Regions from separate parts of the Homo sapiens genome. Here region 1 is linked to region 2. Evidence: chromatin contacts called from ENCODE POLR2A ChIA-PET data. All regions are on one chromosome and are shown on one strand. The core of a region is the stretch at or near the end of the contact, and the rest is flanking DNA. Distances in the headings are between cores, read along the strand shown.

Region 1 (3,441 bases), core at 123-2,622, 9.0 Mb after region 2:
CTTGAGGAGAGGAGCTGGGGCCAGGGTGGGTCTGGCCGAGAGAAGGGGAGAGTCGTGGGGTGCGTCATGAAAGGTGGTGGGGTAGGGCCTCATGACCACAGTGAAGACATGGACTGTTCTTTGATTCTGGCTGAATGGGGAACCTTTGGAGGGCTTTGAGCAGAGAAGTGGCATGGTCTGCATTAGGTTTAATGGGATATCTTTGGCTGCTGTACTGAAGACAGATTGGAGGCGTTGGGAGTCGGGGCAAGGGCAGAAGCAGGGAGACCAGGAGGCCAGGGTGCCGCAGCGTCCAGTGGTCACTGGTGGTGGCGGCTTGCACCTGAGTGGAAGCTGTGGTGGTGGCAAGAAATGGTAAGTGATAAGAATCCGAAGGTTTGGCCGGGCGCGGTGGCTCACGCCGGTAATCCCAGCACTTTGGGAGGCTGAGGTGGGTGGATCACTTGAGGTCAGGAGTTTGAGACCAGCCTGGCCAACATGGTGAAACCCCGTCTCTACTAAAAATACAAAAGTTAGCCAGGCGTGGTGGCAGGCGCCTGTAATCCCAGCTGCTTGGGAGGCTGAGGCAGGAGAGTCGCTTGAACACAGGAGGCAGAGGTTGCAGTGAGCCAAGGTCGCGCCACCGCCCCGCAGCCTGGGCAACAGAGCGAGACTCTGTCTCAAAAAAAAAAAAAAAAAAAAAAAAATAGAATCTGAAGGTTCAGTCTCTGACTGTCTGGGCTGGTTCTTTCCCGGGCCGCTGACTCTCTTGGCTCCCGAAGGGCTGTTGCTTTCCGCAGTTGCAGTTGGAATTCTCGCCACACTTCACTTTAAAAATGCCAAGACAAAATCACAGCACACTGGGCTTGAGAACACAGGCAGTCTTTCAGTGTGGGTCTGATGTTTGCTATTTTAGCTCAGCTCCGCCTGGCAGGGTGTGGTCTGCTGACAGAGGGTATGCAGGCAGCTGGGGTATGTGGAGTATGACGTTTGAAAGTGGCATGGTGGTGGCTGGGCGCTCTGGCTCATGCCTGTCATCTCAGCACTTTGGGGGGCCCAGGCGGGTGGATCACCTGAGGTCAGCAGTTCGAGACCAGCCTGACCAACATGGTGAAACCCCGTCTCTACTAAAAATACAAAAAATAGCTGGACATTGTGGCAGGCATCTATAATCCCAGCTACTCAGGAGGCTGAAGCAGGAGAATCATTTGAATCTGGGAGGTGGAGGTTGCAGTGAGCTGAGATCGCGTCACTGCACTCTAGCCTGGGCGACAGGGCAAGACTCTGTCTCAAAAAAAAAAAAAAAAAAAAAAAGAAAGTGTTATGGTAGCAAGAAAGGCCCAAATTGAGCATGGCAAGGATGTGAGTGCTGGGATAAAGCTGGAGCACAAGAGGGTTCTTAGTGATGTGGCTCTGACAGCCTTCAGCTTACATTGCCAGAGCCACGAGATGTCTGTGAGCAAATCAGACGGTCGGCTGAATAGGCCACAGTCCGTCCTCAGCCGAAGGAGAGGCACTGTTGGGGATAATGAATTCATTTGGAAAACGTTTACGAGCTCCTCTCCTGTGCCAGGTGCTGTGGTGCGTGCTGAGCAAGCCATGTGGCTCTTCACGGCTGGACGCCTGCCCTGTGAACACATGCGCACAGACTGCAGTGCTGGGCAGGTGGCAGTCCCGGGACCCTGGCAGAGTAGCAAGGCCCTCACTGGGTGGAATGCTCATGTCCTCCTTACACAGGTCCCGCTTCCGCCGAGACCTGGCTGTACAGCAGGAACCGATCTGGCTGCTGAGGTCAGGGGAGGGTGTATAGGAGTGGGGAGCGCTTGACTGGGGAGGAGGGGCATGGAGGGTGGTGAGCAGGCACTGGAGCTGCTTCCAAGGCCATGGTGAAGATCTGAGCTGTGGTCCTAAGAGCCATGAGAGAGTGTTGAAGGGTTTTAAACAGGGAGGGGTGTGATACTGTGACACTGTTTGTCATCCTTGAAGAGAGGGCGAGAGAGGAAACTGGTGGGCTTCTGAGGAGGCCGAGGCCAGATGCTGTGGGGTTGGAGAGGATCGGGCATGTTCAGGGTACACATGGCACACTCAGGATTCACTGATGGGCGGGGTGCTGGGGGTCGAGGTGATCTCCAGGGTGCTGGCCTGAGGGGATGGGAGTGTGGTAGGCAGAATACTGGCCCCCTAAAGGTGTCCTCATCCTCATCCCTGACCCCTGTGAATATGTTCTGTTACATGGCAGAGGGGAATTAAGGTCGCTAATCAGCTGACCTGAAATGGGGGAATTGTCCTGTTACCTGGTGGGCCCAGTGTAACCTCACGAGCTTTTGGACGTGGTCAGAGACATGGTGTGGGATGGACTCCACCCACAGCGGCTGGCTTTGCAGATGGAGGAGGCAGCCACCAGGAATGTGGCGCGGCTTCTAGAAGCTGCGAAAGGCCTTCTGCAGATGGCTAACAGGAGAGCAAGGCCTTGCTCCTGCATCCGCCAGGAGCTGAATTCTGCCGCCAACCGGAGTGAGCAGGAAAGGGGTTCTCCCTTCGAGCCTCCCGGAAGGGGCACAGCTGGCTGACGCCTGGACTTCAGTGTGATGAGACCCATGCCGGATTTCTGACCTTCAGAACTTCGAGATAGTGAATGCATGTTTTAAGCTGTGGTAATTTGTTACAGCAGCTGTGAAGAGTTGGGGACTGTGCCGAGGGATGTCTGACAGGGAATGGCAGGTGGCCCAGCACCTCCCTCAGCAGAGTCCTGCACTTGGATGTGGGCAGGAGTACCTTGGTCAGCGGCCTTGGGGGTGGTCACTGGGTAACCTCCACAAAGTGTGTTTAAACCCAGGGGACTGAAGTCAGCTCGGAGGGTTCTTCCTATGTCCTATGTCCTGCTCAGGCCTAGGAACCAAATAGAGCCCTGCCTCTTTCCTCAGAATGTTGGCTGCTGCTTCTGGCCGCCTTGCTTTCTTGTGTTTTTTATAAATCTGTATTGCCTTTTGCTTATGTTTTGAAGAGATTGTTTATTGGGTAAGAACCCTCAGTCCTGTTTTCCATGCAGAGGGAAGCCCCGGAGTCTTGTTCCGGCAGTGATTGTGTGTTCCCCGCCAGTTGGGTTTCTCTTCTTGTTTGTGAGTGGAGATGACCTTCCTGTGACGGGGGCCGCGGAAGAGCTGGTGGGTGAGATTTTGCTGTAGGTGCAGTTCCTTTTCTTGTTCCTTTCAGCGGTTACTTTCCATGTTATTAAATGTCTTACTTTGTCCAGAAACACTTTGAAAAATAAATTGAATGTGAATCATATTTCCTTTCTCTTACATATTCGTCTGATAGAGTAAATCTGGACTCTGGGTTAATTTTAAATGAAGACAAAAATGATTGATCCCTGACAATTTTGGATTATTTATTTATTTGTTTCTTAAGTAACAAGAGCAGGAGGAAGTACCCCATCGCCTCCAAGTGTTTTTGAGGAACCAT
Region 2 (3,607 bases), core at 511-3,010:
TCTGTAAATAATTTTCTCCTTTTTTCTCTCTTGATGCTCACCACCACCTTTTGCCCCCTTCTGTTCTGACTTTATAAGAGACAGGATTTGGATTCTTCAGAAATTACAGAATAATTCATTTTTCCTTAACCAGTTGTGCAAGGACAGCAACAACCAATCTAATGATGAGAATGTACTTATATTTTGTTTTGCTATTAACCTACTTACGGGGTTAGGGATTTGCGGGGGGGGCTTGTGTGTTTTGTTGGCTTGTTTGCCATGAAGGTAGATGTGGGTGGGGAGAAGACACAAGGCAGTTTGTTCTGGCTAGATGAGAGGGAACCCAGGAATTGTGAGGTTAGCAGGAATATCTTTAGGGTGAGTGAGTTTTCTTTGAGTTGGGCACCCGTTGTGAGAGTTTCAGAACCTTTGGCCAGCAGGAGAGAGGTGGTAGGGAGCAGCCAGCCGGCAAAGGAAGGAGGGGGAAAAAAACCGCCACCGGGCTGACTTCCACCTCCCAGTGGTGAGCAGTGGGGGCCCAAACCCAGTTTCCTTCTCATTTTTGTTAGTTTGCGCTTTCGGCCTCCCTATTTTCTTAGGGAAGGGGAGTGGGGTCCAAGTGACAGCTGGATGGGAGAAGCCATAGTTTCTCCCAGTCAGCTAGGATGTAGCCATTGGGGGATCTTTGTGGCTTCAGCAAATTCTCTTGTTAAACCGGAGTGAAAACTTCAGGGGAAGGGTGGGGAGTCAGCCAAGTGCCTCAGTGTGCCCTGTTGAAACTTAGGTTTTTCCACGCAATCGATGGATTGTGTCCTAGGAAGACTTTTCTTTTCCTCTGGATTTTTGTTCCTCCTGTACAAGAGGTGTCTTTGCTTGGTTTGGTGGGGCTGCGGCCACTTAAAACCTCCCGATCTCTTTTTGAGTCCTTTATTATAAGTAGTTGTAGCTGCGGGAGGGGGAGGGGGAGTGGGCGGGCAGTGGATAGTAAGACTTACTGCAGTCGATTTGGGATTTGCTAAGTAGTTTTACAGAGCTAGATCTGTGTGCATGTGTGTGTTTGTGTATATATACATATCTAGGGCTAGTACTTAGTTTCACACCCGGGAGCTGGGAGAAAAAACCTGTACAGTTGTCTTTCTCTTATTTTTAATAAAATAGAAAAATCGCGCACTTGCGCGTCCCCCCCCCACCCCCTTTTTTAAACAAGTGTTACTTGTGCCGGGAAAATTTTGCTGTCTTTGTAATTTTAAAACTTTAAAATAAATTGGAAAAGGGAGAAACTGAGCGGTGTATTTTTCCTCACTTTGAAGACTGGAGAATGAATGCGGAGCGGTTAGGCGGGCAGGCAGTGGGGACATCTGGGGCGTTTGCACCTGAGAATGGCGGGGGAGGGTTCAGGAGCTGGACAGAAGCCAGGAATCCTTAGTCCCGGAGGCTGCGGAACGTGCCTTAGCCGGCTTCTAGGCTTCTGCCTTTGGGGTCCAGAGGGTACCCCATTTCCGGCCGAGAGGTGAGTACGTGGGAATGCGGTGGGGAGTCTGGTGGGCTTGGCCCTGACGCGACTTCCTCCGCCCCCTTCCCTCCCCTCTGCCATCCGGACTTCGGCAGTCTCAACTTACAAGTCAAGCCTCTCGGTCCCTGGCGGATCCCGCCAGGCCCCGCCCACCCGTCCTAGGCCCGCCTCCCCGCCTTTTTAAGCGAGCCCCCCTAGCTCCGATTGGCTGCTGGAGCCCGGCCCCCGGCCACGCGACCAGGCTGCGTCCGCGATGCGCACGGCTCCCAGGCAGGCAGGCGCGCTCGGGCGAGGTAGGAGCGATGTGGCCTGGGAACGCCTGGCGCGCCGCACTCTTCTGGGTGCCCCGCGGCCGCCGCGCACAGTCAGCGCTGGCCCAGCTGCGTGGCATTCTGGAGGGGGAGCTGGAAGGCATCCGCGGAGCTGGCACTTGGAAGAGTGAGCGGGTCATCACGTCCCGTCAGGGGCCGCACATCCGCGTGGACGGCGTCTCCGGAGGTAACGCTCCGTTCCGGGAGTCGTTCCAAGACCTTTCCCGAGCTTGCGCTGGAATGGAGGTCCTGGAGGTGGGGGTGGGCGGCTCCTACACTCTTAGCTACTGTTCCCCTTCGCATCTCTCAGGGCGACTTTATGGCTTCCTAATATTGACTCTTGCCTGGTTAAACCCTTTTGACGGAGGGAGGCGATTTGCCCAGCAAGAAAACCCGCATTTCTTGAGCGGCTCCTTTGTGAAGGTCTCTACCAATTGTTGCTGCACGTGAACTCCTGCTAACTTCTAGACGCAGGAATGACTAATTCCACTTTACAAACGAAGAGGCTGAAATCCACAGATGTGAAATGGCTTGCCCAAAAGCCCCCAGCTAGCTGCAGGCAGCGCTGGAATATTGGAGCTGGAACATTGCCTGACTGGCCAGAGAGGACAGCTTGCTGGGTAAACTCATAGCAAGCAAGGGGTCCCAGGGCTGCCACAGAAATCACATGATGAGTTGGCCCTGCCAGGTCTCCCTCATTTCTTTCTTTCCTTTTTTTTTTCTGAGATGGAGTCTCGTCTTGCTCTGTCGCCCAGGCTGGAGTGCAGTGGCGAGATCTCGGTTCACTGCAACCTCTGCCTCCCGGGTTCAAGCGATTTTCATGCCTCAGCCTCCCAAGTAGCTGGGACTACAGGCACGTGCCAGCACACCCGGCTAATTTTTGTATTTTTAGTGGAGACTGGGTTTCACCATGTTGGCCAGGCTGGTCTCGAACTCCTGACCTCAAGTGATCCTCCCGCCTCAGCCTCCCAAAGTGTTGGGATTACAGGCGTGAGCCACCACTCCCAGCCCTCCCTCATTTCACTCTAACCAGTGGTTACACCTGACTTATTCGTGTCAGGCCTCAGGTGAGTGGTAATCATCAACAAGCTCCCAAAGCTGCCTTCTGCCCAGGAAATAGGCATAGAACCCTTGGTGCTGTTGCACTCATTTGTAAAACAGAGGTCCCAGGTAATCCCTTCTCTCCCTCAGGGGAAGCTTAGAGCCGGTCAAAAGATGGGAAATTAGGAGACCCAAGTTCTCATCCTGTTTTTGCCTTTCCCAGGCTGTGTGAACTTTCCCCTCTGGCTGTTTGCTCCTAAGGTCAGCTGTGTTCACTCTGGGCTTTAGAATTCGGGGACTGGTATCTCAGGCACCTACCTTTGGGGGTGTGATTCTGGCAGCAAAGTAAACTGTGGAGTTCCAGGACTGCAGCAGGCGTCTGATCCAGCCCTCTTCTTTAACCCTCAAGGAAACCAAGGGGTCAGATAAGGAGTCAGTGGTGGTCTTCAGGCACAGGAGAAGCCTGTGAGGAAGGGCTGAGTTCCTCCTTGGGTAGAATGTGATTCAAAGCCAGAGTTTAGGCTGGGCACAGTGGCTTGTGCCTGAAATCGTAGCACTTTGGGAGGCCAAGGCAGGAGGATTGCTTGAGGCTAGGAGTTCGAGACCAGCACGGACAACATAATGAGACCCCATCTCTACAAAAAATAAAAAAATTTAATCGGGCATGGTGGCACGCACCTGTAGTCCCAGCTACTCAGGAGGTTAAGTGGGAGGATTGCTTGAGCCTGGGAGGTTGGGGCTACAGTGAACCATGATTGCACCA

The links. ChIA-PET counts read pairs that join two places held with the same protein, here RNA polymerase II (POLR2A).
Region 1: POLR2A ChIA-PET joins it to region 2 with 14 read pairs in PC-9. The contact joins the enhancer-like site here to the promoter of GCAT in region 2. POLR2A ChIA-PET finds 5 or more read pairs at or near these places in 2 of 52 experiments (HepG2 and PC-9).

What each region holds. Positions count from the first base shown.
Region 1 is chr22:46,767,824-46,771,264 of GRCh38, forward strand. All of the region lies in intron 1 of TBC1D22A (TBC1 domain family member 22A), which reads left to right. Among named protein-coding and RNA genes, the nearest start is that of TBC1D22A, 6.9 kb to the left of the region's middle. RefSeq lists enhancers at 1,034-1,083, 1,202-2,082, 1,334-1,543, 2,083-2,961. Within about 2 kb of position 1,373, at least 20 of the 41 ENCODE cell types and tissues checked have a DNase peak (open chromatin) inside an H3K27ac peak, as active enhancers do.
Region 2 is chr22:37,806,174-37,809,780 of GRCh38, forward strand. GCAT (glycine C-acetyltransferase) reads left to right here and starts at 1,761. Exons shown (of 9, transcript NM_014291.4): 1 at 1,761-1,990. The coding sequence starts at 1,795. It overlaps H1-0 (H1.0 linker histone), which reads left to right. Exons shown (of 1, transcript NM_005318.4): 1 at 1-1,259. RefSeq lists an enhancer at 1-147 and a silencer at 1,576-1,865.